Linked DNA regions of Homo sapiens: region 1 is linked to region 2. Evidence: chromatin loops called from intact Hi-C (ENCODE). Cell type or tissue: ascending aorta. All regions are shown on one strand. Each heading gives the region's core, and the rest is flanking DNA. Links, peaks and the distances in the headings are about the cores only.

The links. A loop is a pair of places that touch in the nucleus more often than their neighbours do. Peaks named below come from ENCODE experiments on the same cell type or tissue, not always from the same donor. Only the 100,000 strongest peaks of a DNase experiment are listed, where the experiment ranks them.
Region 1: it touches region 2 in a loop (2.3-fold over the local background); 1 of 110 quality-filtered maps calls a loop at or near these places.

The regions. Positions count from the first base shown.
Region 1 is chr1:170,210,508-170,218,849 of GRCh38, reverse strand. The region is part of intron 1 of LINC01681 (long intergenic non-protein coding RNA 1681); the gene reads right to left. It also overlaps the pseudogene ISCUP1. Among named protein-coding and RNA genes, the nearest start is that of LINC01681, 40 kb to the right of the region's middle. In ascending aorta, for the core only: no CTCF peak of the experiment used is centred there; DNase peaks (open chromatin) are centred at 3,559 and 5,099; H3K4me3 peaks cover 526 bases; H3K27ac peaks cover 3,070 bases.
Region 2 is chr1:170,583,129-170,591,470 of GRCh38, reverse strand. No RefSeq gene overlaps it. Among named protein-coding and RNA genes, the nearest start is that of GORAB-AS1, 55 kb to the right of the region's middle. In ascending aorta, for the core only: no CTCF peak of the experiment used is centred there; a DNase peak (open chromatin) is centred at 4,830; H3K4me3 peaks cover 1,555 bases; H3K27ac peaks cover 2,723 bases.

The sequences.
Region 1 (8,342 bases), core at 74-8,073, 370 kb after region 2:
TCAGGAGCAACGTCCCCCTCCCTGTGTCTCTGGGGTACCATCTTTGTCAATACAGGTGCTGCCTGCCTCACTGGCATACAACAGCTGAGGTCTGTGGTCAGTTTAACTTTCCATCTAGTAGGTCTTAGCTTGGGCTTGGCAGGGCTCAGCAGTGACCCTTGGCTGGCTCTGCCTCACCTCAGCTCCTATTGGTGTTAGAGACCCTTATGAGGTTTGGCTGTGACTATCATTAGGCCCTAGTTCGAGGGTTCTGCCTTGCAACTCCTGCTACAGAATTGTTTCACCCTCCCCAATACAGTGACACCCACTTTGCCAAGTTTCCTAACCAGATTTCCAGTTCTTTCTGGAATTTGTCTGTGCACAAGGGAACCAAGCATGCCTCAGGAAAGGATGACCTCAGAGTTTCTTCTGCCTGAGCTCACTACATTCTCTGGTTGATTTGACTGTGACCCAGGTTAGTTTAGGGCAGCCTGTAAGCTGGCCACCTCCCAAGTCCTAACCGGCTTCTTGGAGCTTACTATTTACCTTATAGTAAATGGGGAGAGAGATGTTCGATTGCTTCACTGATTTACTCTCCCACCCGCTTTATCTCACAATCCCTAGAGCCAAAAGAGGGGCGGGCTTTTCTTTTACTACCCTCTGCGGCCATGGAGCTCGCCTGGGGATTGTAGCAGAAGAGTCATCTTCTCTATGCTAGAGGGGTGTTCTCAGAGAACGAGCACTTCAAGCTAAGTTGTTCATATACCAAAGGAGCAAATAATTTATTTGGAACAAACTTTCTCAACAATGCCTGGCTGCCTCTCAAGCCTATTGTTTTGTTCAAAATCTATCTTGTATGTTAGAATCTGACTAATTCCTATCTATCTGGTTGAATTCCTTATAAAACAAATTATAGTTTTCTCCCAGGCTAACAGATAGATGAATGAATTTGAAGCACTGGGATGAAGATCTTATATTCCAAGAGATAGAATGAGGAGCACATATTTCCAAAATATATCATTACCAATTAATTGGCAATTCATTCTAAATTCATTCAGTAGTTCTTTCCACAAAGACAGCTGAATAAAGGGAGTCTCTTAAGAGAACTAAGCTCAGGATGGATGGTAGTAATGCAGAGAGAGAGAACAGCACACAGAAGCAGTTTGGTGATATGCCAAGGGAGACATGCTGGATCTCCAGAGAGAAGAGGAGGAAAGCTGTAGAATGCATTTTGCAGTGTGTCTAGGACCCACATAGCCAAATATTACAGTGGGAGAAAAGGAGCTGAAGCATGAATCAGTCTGCAATCCAGCAAAAGATTTTGAGGAGAGGACTGAAGTAACGAGCTAGGGCAGCGATTTTGCATTTTATAAGGACTAGAACTTAGAGTCAGTCGTTTTGGTTAATGGTGTCGGAGTACATAGAACCTTGTTCAGAAATAGGTCAAATATATTCAGTTGATTGTCCATGTGTGGTCCTTTGGACTATGGGACCAGGCTTAAAATTTAGGAGATGATGATAGTGGGCGGTCCAATAGAATGTTCCAAGAGGAATTAACAAGAACACCTCAAGAGAAACTGACTTTAAAATCTTTACTAACTAGATAGTTTATATTTGATTAAAAGATGGATAATTGCTTATAATCAGAAATGTATACCTGCAGTCTAAATGCCATTTTGCTACCTACAAAGCCATGGAAAATTAATAGGCAATTTACTCTTGACTTGGAAGAGAATTATATAATTTTAAAAGTGTATTTTTTTCTTAATTGTGTCATCCCATCGCTGATATCAGCATTTGTTGAGCATCACTGACTAGAAAAGAGATGGAAGTTAGTAAAACAAGCCAACCTAGCATTAAATTGCTCCTCTGAGAGTAGAATATGTTCTTCATTTATTGACTATGCATAGGATTTACAAAATAATCCCAGGCACTTGGGGATACAGAATAAAGATTACTGATTCCTGCCGGAGCCCCAGAGGGCAAGGCTGCAGTGAGCTGAGATCCCGATGCTGCACTCTAGCCCAGAGTAATAGAGTGAGACCCTGGGTCAAAAAAAAAAAATGTACTGATTCCTATCCCCAATGAGATTATGGTCTAATGGGAAAGAAATAAAACATACAAAATCAACACAAATACACACAAATGTACACAGCAATTACAAGAAGGAGGTGACTGTATGGAATCAAGAATTAGGCTGATTAGTTGGGGAATGGTTAGGTAAACCTCAAAAGATGTATAAAGGAAATAGGGATATAGTATGAAGGTTGTTATCAATGTACTTTTAGAGAAAATTTTAGTTTTATGACACTCCTTAATGTCTAAACCTGTAGCATGTAATCTCCAACATCTAAGAAAGTTTATTTCTAAGACTTACCACCTAATACCCCCAAATAACCACAACGTTTAAAGATATGTTACCAACCTCATGAACTGCTATTTCTCTAATTAAAAAAAAAATCTAAATTACATATCACAGAGCTTGCTATGGTATATTAGTAGATATATGTATGAAGACATACATATACCAACTCAGACTTGCCAGGTATCAGCAGTTGTGGTATGGATAGTATAGGATTTCCCTCTGTATCCCATCAATTCTTCCTTTTGCCCTGCCTCCCTTTACCATTACAATGAACATTCCAATGAGCATGCGTTTGCGCACTGGGACAGCTGCAGAAAATCATATACTGCGGCCGGGCGCGGTAGCTCACGCCTGTAATCCCAGCACTTTGGGAGGCTGAGGCGGGCAGATCACGAGGTCAGGAGATCGAGACCATCCTGGCTAACACGGTGAAACACCGTCTCCACTAAAAATACAAAAAAAAAAAAAAAAAAAAAAAAAATCAGCTGGGCGTGGTGGCGGGCGCCTGTAGTCCCAGCTACTCGGGAGGCTGAGGCAGGAGGATTGCTTGAACCCGGGAGGCGGAGCTTGCAGTGAGCCAAGATCGCGCCACTGCACTCCAGCCTGGGCAACAGAGCGAGACTCCATCTCAAAAAAAAAGAAAAGAAAAGAAAAGAAAATCATATACTGCAACCTATTTAGAAGCCTGATGTGAACATGGTTTTAACTGTCTTCTGCCTTGAATCTTCTTTTCTGTTTCTCCAGGCCAGAGGAATTGGGAGAAGGATCGTCAATCCATGACGTGGCTTGTTTTAATAACTTCATCTCTTTACTAGTCAGTGATGCTTAAGAGATGCTGATATCAGGAATGGGATGACACAATTAGGAAAAACAATACACTTCTAATGTATTTCTGATCATAATTATGTCCTCAAGACAAAATTTCCATAAAGGAAGAAATTAAGAGCAGAGACAGTGAGAAAGCATATCCTTTGTCCAAGGGGTGAGCCAGAAGACATATCCCATTAGGAAAATAATGAACCAGAAATAAAAAAGCATTAATACAAAAGAATCTAGAAAAAGCTTGGAAGGGCTCTGGAATTCTACAGGCTGTGGCAGTCATTTGCCTTGCCAAAAACCCGCCCAGCTGTTCTTTAAAAAAGAAACAATAAAAGCCCACAGGGACCAAAAACATTGGCTAATAATTTTTGAATCCATCTCCAAAATTTATTCATCTCTGCCAAGGTCAGGTTTGGTCACCGCATGACTGGAGGTCTGGGCATGCTATTCCCAGTTTTATTTTTACAGTAGTTATGGAGCCCTTTATATTTTCAAGGGCCCTCCTGTCACTTATTACCCACCCATCCAGACCACCCACTCACACTCCCACACACAATATGTCCAGACACACCCACAAATACCCAGATTCTTTCAACCTTATGGTGGTTCAGGCTATAGGAATACTGTTTGCTCCAAAGGACTTTGCTTTACATACTTGGAATTTTCCAAAATAAATCTGTTTCCCTCTCTGGGGACCAATCTGTGGATGTTACCACTAGGCAAACATTTATGGAGCACCTACTGTGTGTAAGGCACAGATGAATGTGTGGGCTAAAAGAAACTCACCAGGAGGCAGAGAAGTCCAAGAGTTCCACTCTGCTGAGGAGGCATGTGTGTGTGTGTGTGTGACAGAGAGACTGTGTGTGTGTGTGAGAGTGTGTGAGAAAGTGTGTGTGTGTGTGTGTGCACGCTTTGGGGTGTATATCTGAATCAAGAAAAATTTTCTTCCTGCCACCCACGTTTCCCCTTTCCACCTTCCTTTCTCTTGTCTCCTTGGTTCATTTTTTTCTCTCTAGTTCTTCATCTTGTGTAAGTATATGTCTCTATTGTTTCCATCCCTCCCCTGTCTTTTTTTCTGCTAAGACAAAACCACCCTAGAATCTCTGTCTGATATGGAGGCTATCACTGTGCTTTTCTCACTTCCTTAAAAACCTTCATGAGAGTAGTTGCTGTGGCCATACAAGTCCTACAAACATAAAAGGAGGGAAAAATGCTTGTCCCAACTCATAAAAACTGGCTCTGAGGACACTACATTCCTCCACATCCTACACATTGGTATCTGCCTATCGGAAAGACCAGGAAGGAGGTGCTCCCGCTGCTGCTGTGCGGTGCAGAACGCTGACTGCAGTGTGGACTCGCAGCCTTCCCAAACCTCCCTGAGCCCTGACCCCTTAAGATAATTTATGAGGTGTCAGGATATTCTGACCACAAGGTCGGAATAGAATGGTTTTTACACGTCAGCTGCCATGAAAGAGAAACAATTTAATTCTGTTTCACTCTGGCACTGTCTGTTTTCACAATGAACAGGGGATTTGGGTCGCCTTGAGATTATTTGTCTAAGCACAGACCAAGACTGCTGCTAAGACTTGAGATGTCTGATTTCCACTCTGGCTTCCTTCTCCTTTCTTCCCAGATAGAGAGGGAGGCACTTGCCTTTCCTATTGTACCAAAATGGGACCGGAGTCCATTTCACCCAAGCAACTGCTGTGTGCTGGTGAATAAAGTAGATTTCTTATGTCACTTCCATCAAAGAGTGGTTTGAGTAAGGAAGGGGTATGAGAGAGTCCTCTCCTAAATTCAGCAGGCCCCGTGGTCTCGGCCAAATCGTGGTCTTGAGTCTGAAGCAGTGTTTCCCTTGGCTTGGAAGCTCAGCCTCCTGGCTCCTCTTGAAGCTACAGAACCATAGACATTCCGCTGAGTAGCCTGAAGCCCTGCCTGCCAGGAAAACCCAATGTCTCCTTGGAGAAATCTCAGAGTAGGAGTGCAGCTTCACCCAGCAGCCAAGAAGACAATCTCAAGGCAAGTCGGCTTTCCCAGGACCTCCCCCGACAACCCTCTCCTCTAAGCCAGACTGGGAAGGTCATCTGAGAATCACAATTTGACATATGATTTCACTATAAAACACTCACCCAGGAAGCTCACATAATAGGAAGGGGTCCCTGGATTCCTGAGCCTAGAAGCAACAGGACTTTTGGGATGGTTCATGTGGTCTTCTTTGCTAAACTCATCTTCTGGGATCTGGCCACATGTCAGGCACTAGAAATATGTTTTATCAATATTTTAAAATGTAAATGGAATGAAGTAAATCTCTACACAGATAGGTAATCATCTTTAAGAAATATTAAGTGAAAAAGAAAGGGTACGACACAGAATAATATGGTGCCATGTGTATAAAAAGAGGCAGCTAGATAGTAAAATATACTTAATTAGACATAACTTAGGAAAACAGAAAGAGCTTGTTTGAGAGTCTGTCTTTAGAAAAGAGAACTAGAAGCCTGGGGGGATAGGAATTCAAATGATTTTCTTCTCACTACATTTTGGGGGGTATTTTTCGAACTTTTTTTTAACCAAAAACTCATGCTACAATTTTCAATTTAATTAATAAAGTAAAACCCCAGATAAGGTAAAGGGAAAGGAGGAGTAAGATGGAAAGCAAATAATTTTAGCTTAATGCCAGGCCAGCCAATTCTCAAAAAACCTCTCCCCTCAATTAAAGCAACAAATTCTTGGTGGGAAGGGTAAATAAGCTATTTTGTAAATGACCTCTTTGAGTTCCCTTAATAGTAGTACTTAAGTGCTTTTGGAAGAATTCCTTACTTTCATGTGGGTGAGAAGATTACTCCCCCCACAAAAAAAAATCAGTCAATGGGATAGCGGCTCCTATAATTTAATATCCAATAAGCCTCAGTTTCAAACAAAGTGCTGAGTCAAACTGGTTTGCTTGCCCTTCTGCTCTAGTCAGAGTTTCTAAAGTTTCTTCTCTCTACTATTGTCCCAGTTATAATTATCTTTCCCATTTCCAGACAATGTTATTTATCCAAGCCAGGGAGATGTATAGGAAAGAGCATTGACTCCTAGGTAAAATAGCATATGGTACTACTCTGTCTCTGTATTAACATGGAAAATCATTTCATCTCTCTGGGCTTCAGTTTCCTCATCTGTAAAGAGAAAGATTTGAATGAGATACATTACCTTAAAATGCCTTAAATATTATAAGTCTCTAATTCTATGAAAATACAGTTATTAGGCTGCATGCAGATGGAGAATGGAACATTCTGCAGGCTTGTCATGGAGTTCCACAGTTCCATCTGACCATTAGGCAGACGCATATATGAAAATACCTTCTGAATTAATAATTATGAATAATTGGGCTGCTGTCCCAAAGATAAGACTTCACCACTAGACCACAAAAACAAGATTCTGAAAGTCCATTCTGCCTTGCCATATGACAAACAGAAGAAACTACTACATTATAAGAACTACTACATTCAGAGGTATCCTGATATTGCCCCAAGACCTTGGAATGGATGGCCCACTGCTCCATTCATTATCTGAGAGGCAGAGCTTGCCACTGAGTGATACATCCCTGCTTAGACAAGAAATGCCACCAAAATGAAGGTCCCTCTTCCCATTCTCCATCCCATTTCAGGTGTCTGGAATATCAGAAGGTATTTCTTCTATGTCAGTGAAAGACAATGTACTCTGGTAGAGCAGCCTAGTAGTGCTATTATGGTCCAGGTGCACCAGAAAGCCCAGTGACATGGTGAGAAAGAGAAAAAAAGAACTGCCAGGACAGTAGTGCCCATTAACCCATGCTATTCTCAGAGGCGATGACCTAAGAACTCAGTGGGTAAGCAGCCAACCTGAAACATGTCTGATTATTATTTTGCAAATTTCTTCCCCTCCAACATGTTTCCATTCAAAATATAACTGATTCTCATTTCTTTCCCCAAACATTGCAATTTATCATTGCCATGTGTGTCCTTTTCTCCTCAACCTTATAACACAGTCTTGATTGGTCTTCTTTATTAGCTATATTTTTACCATTTATAACCTTGCCATGGCTTCAGTATTCTAAGACGCTAGGTAAAACACAGACACTAGACAGATAATATAGTCCAGGGGTTAAGAACATGAACTGTGGAGCTAGAATATCCAGGTTGAATTCCAGCTCTGGCCTTGACAATATGGCAGCTAGAGTAGATCACTGGTGACCAGTAGCTTTGAACCTGCGGCTCATGAGCCTGTATGTCCCCAACCAAGAGCTGTTGGACCAGGCTCTGCTCTGTCACAAGAAGGTTGTTGATCATTTAGAGAATTCAAACGATGAAAGGCTCCTTGATAAAATATCCAGAAATGAGCTAGATTGGTGAAGGCTCTAGTTGGTAGTAATTTAATGAAATTGTTTCAAGTGAATGAAAAGGAAAAACTTATGGCTTCCAGGTTTTAAATACTTGGCTGTGGTTCTGAAATTGATCCAAGTTTATTAACCATTGAATAGGTTAAGGAAAAGTGGTTGAAGAAGCCATGACCATCAAAAGCAGAGATATTGAAAAGGAACTATGCCTTTCTCCCATGAAGCTGCACTGCTCCATGCTAACTGAAGATGCAATCACAGTGGCCCTAATAGACTGCAAACTGAAAAAGAATTCTAAGAAAGGAGAGGCAGAGAAGAAATGAGCCAATAGATAAAATTCCATTGGATAAAGTCAGTTGTTTACCTACTCTCAGTGTAATCACCTTAGATGTTAAAAAGTCTCTTATGCTATCATTAAAGAGCTATGGATATGCACAATATTTTGCTGTTCAAATTGTTGCTCTAATACAACTTAATTACATACATTACTTGTTCAGAGTTCTTTGGTTTTTTTAGCTTCCTCATACAGCCTTAACTTAATTGATATTTATTGTGAATTATGTAACTGTGGCTAAGACAGCTTCTTGATGAATTGGTAATGATTTCCAAAGAGTGCTTATATTTAAGAGTGAAGTATATAAATATTCAAATTTTCCCAAATCAATTTGTAATGAAAGAGATGTTATTAAAATTCTCAATATGATTATTTGAAAGGGCCAATCATTGTGCATAAATAACATTATTGGGAGAATGTAAGAAACCAACAACAACAAAAAAAATCATAGGTCTGCCATTTATTAGCTGTGTAAGCTTGGGGAAGTT
Region 2 (8,342 bases), core at 8-8,007:
TTTATTGTTTGCCTGTAATTAGCATGTTGATGTGATTAAAGCTACGTTTGACTTTTGATAAACCCCAGACTCCTATAGATAACATTTCCAGCAGTTCAAAGCTGCTTTCATTAGACGCGATATTTATCTGATTTGTAACCAATCAATTGGAAATAAAACTTTCCTACGGCATGCCGTTAAAAGAGCCAGCAGCAGCCCTAGTTTCCTCAAGCCCCTCTCCTAGTCTAAGTCCTTGAACGAGATGGATTCCATATGGTTAGGAGAAAGGGGCAGGAACTGGAAAGGTATAGAATGTAGCTCTGCGAAGAGCCCCTTTAAATTCACTGCCTTATTTCTACATGCTGCTGTTGGAAGGCTCGGTAACTGCTGTAACCAATTTTCTTGAAAAATACACTTTTGTGTGGCAGCAGAAGAGCCTGCAGAACTGGGGTTTGTTAAGGGCATATTTGCGATGTTTACTCAGTTTCCATATTTTACAGTTTATGTCCGATTCTTTTATCAGACCCTTTTGATCCTGATTTTCACTTTGTGCTCTTTGACCTTCCCCCAAGTTATTTCTCCCTCTATTTCCATACTATTCCCATTGTATATATTCTTCCTTCCCCGCTTCCCTCCCTGTCTTCCTTCTCCTCTTCCTTCCTTCCTTCCTTCCTCCCTCCCTCCCTCCCTCCCTCCCTCCCTTCCTTCCTTCCTTCCTTCCTTCCTTTCCCCTTCCCGCCTTCCTGGCTTTTGGTTTTTATACATTTGTCTTCTATAACAATATTTAGTTTGCAACCAATTTAATTTTCCTTGTGCAAAATTACAAAACTCTACATTCTGAAGTTTTAACAAGTACATTTTCAAAAATTTATCCAACTTAGCAAATATGCCGAAGATGTGCTAAAGGTCCCCAAGTGTTAGAGGAGTGCTGAGCTGCTAACAGCATCCCTACATTATCACTGTTGTGACGTTGCATCCTACATCTTTTCTGTGTAATTTTGCCACAAATGCATTTATTCTTTTCTCGGTAGAAAGAATAAGGAAAAAGGAGAGAAAGAAAGTCAATCCACCTTCAAAATCTGTATATATTTATTCAAAGCACTTCTTCTCTCTTGCCCTCCATACTCACCAGACATTTTATATTTTTAGAAATGAAATAGGGGAAGGAAAATATTTTCTATAATGGAACTAGTGTTGACATGCAAACCTTTATGGATTTCCAGCCATGCCTCATTAAAATCTCTCTTTAAATGTATGGTAAACATGTGCATAAATGTTATATATGCTATGCTTTTAAAACGGTTTTAAAATGAATGTACACAAACAAAATATTTTATTGCTATTAAAACAAAAACATGAAATCTATATCTGTGAAGCCATTTACACTAATCTGAACATGTTCAAAGGCCTTCCATTTGTATTTAATTGTACAGTTTCTCAGCACTCATTTCAAATGTTTTCTCAAACACTGTAATTTATAACTTCATAGATAACCCCATATAATTACAATTTTACTTAAGCACATATGTCTTTGCATTGATAATTCAAGGGCATTGTCTTGAAAATGCCAGTTCTTTCTAATCTTAAAATGACGTTATTTATGACATTAAATATCTTGGAAATGAATACCATTTATATATGTATAATCTAGAGGCAGTTGCCCTTAAAAACTGAGGAAATAGGAGGAGGAATTATTGCTGAAAAATGAATGACTGAGATGATAACAAGATAGGATGTGACAAATATGTCTCTACTGATCTGAGCTTTATGAATATGCTTATAGCCAGGAGAATTTCTGAGAATGCCGGTCTCATGGAAAAAGTCCGTAGTATATACTATGTGCCTCTTGAAAGCAGCTTTTCTCAAACAGTTTAAATATTTCCTTTTCCGTTTATTTTAGAAATCATTAAAATCCATTTTTAAAAAGTCAACTGTAATGTAGTTCTTCACTTTCAATGCATTCCCTCATTTCTCCATTTCCTAATTAATAAAAATCAAGGTAAGTCACTTGGCAAATATATCATGCTACCAAAACAAAAGATATTCTCATCATCTTGATTTTGGATCCATTAATTTAAGATTATGAATCACATATTTTTGGATCTGTATTTTTACTTAACTGTAAAAAGTTAAGAATATTTTAGAAACTAAAGCTAGAATTTTTTTTGCACATTGATTTACTGTATTTCAGCATCCACATGATCACTAAGATAACAGAGATTCAGAGCATTATGAACTTGAGCAGTTCCTTTAAAATATATTCTGCACATAACTAAAACCACAGCAATACAAGTAATAGAAGGAAAAATGGTTTGCTGATTTACAAAGAGAAATCATGTATTTGCCACTTTATTCTCATAGGCGCTATCTGGTTGAAGCTCCTCTGAGAATAAAACTGCAGAAATACATGATTTCTCTTTGTAAATATGTAAACTTGAAATATCTCATCAAATAACTGAAAATAGAGAAGGAAGTCTGGTCTAGCTGGATTTTTTTTGTCGGCGTTTAAGCATGTGTGTACATACGTGTGTGTTTATGTGTTTGTGTATAAGGACACATAGGTGACCATGGCACCGTGATTTAGCTGTAAGGTTTTTTTTATAATTTACTTCTCTTGGACCAGCTATTGTATACATGTATAACTTTTTTCTTCTTTTGGTGGAGAGAACATACATTTATCTAGTCATCGACTATAATTTCACAATGACAAATATCAGAATGAAAACTGAAACATCTAGCCAGCTATCTGGATTGTTTCCCTTTACAATGCCAAAAGCAAGGTGTTTGAAAATCATCGAGGCACAGGCCTCATGTTTTCAGTTTTTAATCCAGATGTTTGGAATCATGTAGATACAGCCACAAGCTCTGTTCCCTCTCTGCTGAGGGAGCCTGTCATCTGTAGACAAGGAGCATTTCAAAAGTCCTCAGTGGAGCAACTGCAGAAGTGATTGAAATGACATTCTCCAGGCTGCATAACTAAAGACAGGAAAGTTTGGACATTTTTCCTTACAGGTAGCCAAACCAAGTCATTCCAGTTCACATCTCTTTTCTTATATCTTGAGGTAATTTTCTCCCACATCAGTCTTTGCACTTGTGTGTGTTAATTTCTTTATTTTTGGTTCCTGAAACTAACATGCTATTTTTAAAAACTCTATACATAATTCTATAGAATTTTGATTTTGTTCATAAATCCCATGCACATCATCAGCAAATAGCCCTGTGTTTCACATCTCTGAAAATAATTTTCTGATACAGGAAAAGAATCTCTTCATTTTAAGTGTGACCTGAAGATAGAGTGAGCTTCCTGCTGCACGGGTAAGTTTTTCAAAAATACAGACTGTCCATGAACTTGAGCAGGTCTAGACAGGAAGAAATAGTTCAGTTTCTACTGTCCTATTAGACTACAGGGCTAATTCAAGTTTAACTAACTCTCAATTTGTTAGAGAAATTGACTTTGCCTTATTTTTCTTACATGCTAATTTGAAGCACACTTATGAGTATTTTCTGGTGTTAGTCATTCTGAAGTCTAATCACACATTAGTGAAAATAATAACACCACCTTAAATCCATTCAAGTTCCCCAAACAAGAAGGATGAGGACAAAGATGTACCCTGACAGTGTGTTTCACTTTATAGTACAGAATAATATTCATGATGCCCTTTAAAACTTACTCCATATATATACAAAGGTATAGATGCAAAATTGTTTGCTTAGATTTAGAAAAAGCAAGCATTTTTTTAGGGCTATATGTGGTTACATAGCTAGTGTGACTGTACTTTTCGTTTTTCCACAAGTCAAAACATACTGTGACAAGGCCAGTTAAAAAGAGTTCCAATAAAACATAACATAGTTCAGTAAATAAATGAATATAGAAACTTCTATTCTATGGGTGTCTAAAAACTAATTCTTAAAAAGTAACTCAAAGGATTCTTCTGAGGGAAGTCCTCCACACAACATGGCAGTGTTGAGTAAGTCTGTTCACAAAGAAGGTTTTGGGAAAGCTGCAGACTCTCACAGAGAAGTGGTCAAAGGCGGCATGCATTTCTATTCCCAAACATGTCTCGGTGCCACTCTTTGGAGCCTGGCTCCTTCTACGCTGTATACAGGTTTGATGGAGTCAGACAGCGTGGGCTCCAGAGACTCTATTTGCTCTGATCTTGGTAATTTTTGCAGAGTCACTATAGAGCCCAGAAGAAAGAACACCAAAAGAGAAGTTTTTTAAAAAGAAAAGAAAAGGAAAAGGAAAAAAAGAAGAAAAAAGAACAGGCACTCTCAGCTCCAACGGAAGCTATGCCAAGAAGCAACTAACCAAAAACAGACTGAACAGAGACGAGAAATGAGGAAAGAATAAAATGGTTTGGAGTCAGGCTGACAAATGCACGAGAGAAAAATTCACGTGGTTTCAGAGAAGTACTTGGCAACTATCTCAGAGATTCGTGTGTGTGTGTGTGTGTGTGTGTGTGTGTGTGTAGTTTTTTATTTTTTTTCTGGAAGAATATTTTGCAAATTCTTCTTACTGAAAAAGATGAGTTATTTTCCTTCTTTTAAATCATGAAGAAATCATCCCTATTCCCCCACTTCCCCCCTCCACCCCCGCAAAGTCTGCCTCCTCTAACAACGCAGTTTTCAGTTTTAAGATGTTTTATTGAGTTGAAACACTACATCATTTCCTATGGTCTCTAACCAAAAAGAATACTAAACCCCAAATGTGTCAGTCTATTGTTGTTCAACTCAGTTCCTAACACCCCCTTATAAGGAGATAGGGACCATTCTGCTTGTTTCATTCAGTCCATTTCAACAAAAGCAGAGCAGTTGTTTCAAAAGAAGGCGGAGCGCACTGCGGGCCAATTTTGATTCTGCATTACTTTGAGTAGTCTAAGCAGCCTCCAGGCTGAGGTCTGCAAGCATTTGGCTTATTAGATCTAATCCACTGATGGCTTGTGTGGTAATGAATGTCTGAAATGCTTGTCTATGATTAGGAATTGTTAATGCTGTCCTCATGGGCTCTGCTGAACTTTCCTGCTAGTAAGCAGGGGCTTAACACACTCAAATCATCCATGGAAGTTAGTGAGCTGGCGACACCCAGAGAGAAAACTTGCCATTGTGATGCTAATTTCCCTCTCACCTTTGACCAGGAGTGAGTAATTATATATAATTTGTAGAAACAGTTCTTCTGGAATGAATAAACACAAGGGAAACAGGGAAGTTTGCTTAAACTCATTGAATACCTTCAGGGTAAGAAATACAAAGGTAGTCTGAACTTAATTATTTCCCTCTGCCCTATCATCAAAGCACTGGCAGATTTTAACTGCTCTGAAAGTTAAGGCAACAGTGTGAACATTCTTATTTAGACCCCTTCCTGCAACTCTACAGAAACTAGATTTGATGAAGCAAAGATGCTCGGAACAGTTGCCAGAGACTTTTGTTTTCTTCTGTGATAGATGTGTTGTAAAGGCATTGATACTGTTTAATCATGACAGTAATGACTATACAAAAGGGTAGCATTCAAGCATCTATTTTCTGTGCTTCTCCCTTGACACTCCACTCCTCCTCCTGCCTCCATGTGTCAACCTTAACCAAGTTGTGTTAGGATAGACACACCTGGAAAGTTGATGGCTCCCACCTCTAGGGTAACTGCCATTCTTCCCCTGAGAACATTTGTGTAGTGTCTGAGTTCTCTGTGCCTTTGAGAGAAGTCTCTTGAAATACGTGTTCTATTTGTGTTCCCATTTCCAGTTTTTTTTTTTTTTTTTTTTTTTTTTTTACATAAGAAGTGAGCTCCTCAAAGGGCTAAAACTCTGAGTGGTGCAGTTAGAAGACAAAGTCAAAGCAGCTGTGATGTGGACAACAGCGATGATCCAGGGGTACAGCACTAATCCCTTTTCCAGGATAGACAGTGATAGCTGAAGGACATGCATCTTAAACACAGTCCACCATAATGTTTGTAGTGTAATATTGACTGAAATACCATTTCTATCAATTTCTACTACTGATTGAAAGTTCTGGATAAGGGAAAGTCAAATCTGGCCCCTCCTATGTATTGGAAATAGCAGGGGCATTAAAGTGAGACAGATTGGGATTCACAAATTAACTACATGATATATTAGCTGTGTGTTCCTTGACTTCCCTGAACTTCAATTTTCTTACCTTTAAAATGAGCACCACATCAAGGAAGTTTTAAGATAAGATACAGAAAGTGCTTGGTAATATTAAAACAAAACAAAACTTGACACTCAATAAAAGCTAATTGTTTCTTCCACCCTAAAAACAAAACAACAATTTTTGCAGTGAACAATTTTGTTGCAAATCATTCTAATGTCCGGTTTTCAGCTGTCTTTGATAATTGGTGGTCTTGCTATGCCATAGCTATTATATTAGATCACGAGAGAGTCGTGTAATTGTAGAAGTTATAGGAGACATGATGAAAAATGTCTTACTCTGAAATTTACCTTTAGTACCAAATATCCATAAACAGGTTTTTGCGCTGTAATAATAATCATCATACCATGATTTTTTTAGCATTGTGGTGTGAGCCATAGATAAATTATTTCATTTATTTCTCATTACAATGTTATGAAGTACTTATTTCTGTTCTACAGATGAGGGAATGAAGATTCAAAATGGTAAAAAAAAAAAAAAAAAAAAAAAATTCCACTACACAAATAATGGAGATGAGATTCAAACCCGGGTCCTCTTGGCTAAATCCCAAGCTCTTAACTGCTGTGTGTATACTGCCTTATGCTACTGAATCACATAGTACAGAATCCATCATAGCAACTCTATAGATCTTCATTTAGACTCTGCTCAAATACTCATTTTTCCATCTGTGAGGTGACTCATGTCACTTTTTGATAACTCTGTTTTTCTATAGGTCTTTACTTTGAATCTGATGATCATCACTGTAAAGCCAGGAAGAACATTTAAACAAGGGGCAAAAATGTGCTATCATAGGTGGTAAAAGAAAAGAAAAAGCTGCTGAATTCTCTACAAGTCTCCTAGCCATTATCTGGCTTGTAGTAATATTGCTCAGGGTCGTTAAGTATTATTTTTCATTTGTTTGAATATTTTCATGGCTGACATTTTAGAACCGCCCTTGCCATATGTGGCTATCAAGAAATTGAAATGTGGCTAGTTCACACTGAGATGTGCGTAAGTGCAAAATAGACCTTGGATTTCAAAGACTTAGCACAAAAAAAAAATGTGAGATACCTCATTAGTTGATTACACATTTAAATGATAATATTTGGATATGAGTTAAATAAACACATGTTAAAATTATCTTCACCTGTTTCTTTTCACTTTTTAAAATGTGGCTACTAGAAATTTTTACATTACATATATAGTTTACATTTGCAACTTGCATTGTATTTCTGTTGAACAGCATTGTTCTGGAACCTCAAAAGTGGAATGTACCAGATGTTTGAAATCTATCAAATCCACACCTTGCTCCAGATAGTCTCAGAGAACAATAAAAGCAAATGCTTATTCAGCTTCCATCCTATCCTGCTTTAACGCTTTGACTACAAGGTCCTTAGAACGCATGGAGAGATATTTATCCTTTGGCCAGAGGCTAGTGCTAAAATGAATATCCCTTAATCATCCTAATTTAAGGTTCATAAGAATTATTTCTTTTATACCAGAAATATTGCTTTGTGTTATAGGCAAATGCATGGCCTTATTCCTTAAAAACCATGGAGTCAGCTTTGGAAAAATTTGGGCATTTGCCCCCACTTTTTCTGGGTGTGGGTGGGTGTGGAGGAGTGATGTGGAGCAGAGGACAGATAGATAGCTATATTAAACAGACTTAAGGCCCAAGGAGGCTCAAGTACCACCTTGAGCATCCATGATGAACATAAATGTCTTTCCAAATCCCGATTCTCCATCTGAACACAACAGAACACTATCCAGAGTAACCAAACACATTGAAGACCCGAGTTGGTTCTGATAACTGTTCCTTGAGAAATAAAATGGTGTTTCCAACCACCCCACCTAGAAATGGTTTGTTCAGGTTACAGAGAGGCAGCTACAACTGATTTCCATCTTGGAGGAAGGAATTGTTTCCGTCAGCCTGCCTGCCTCTGCGTGCCTGCCTCCACCTGCCTGCCTGCCTCCACCTGCCTGCCTGCCTGGAATTGCAGCTGAGCCATATTTAGCCTCTAAAGCTAGATGTTTTAGTGCCTGGCTCTTTTTAACTGGCATATGTTAAGAGCTTTGAATTAACAGGTGCATAAAAACTGTCAAAAAACACTTAAATCTCAAGACAGACTGTCAGTTGTATTAAAAAATATGGTGTTACATTACCATGCACTCTCAACACGTCCAGCATGTTACAGCTTGGAAAGTCCTTTCTCCTTCTGAGCAGC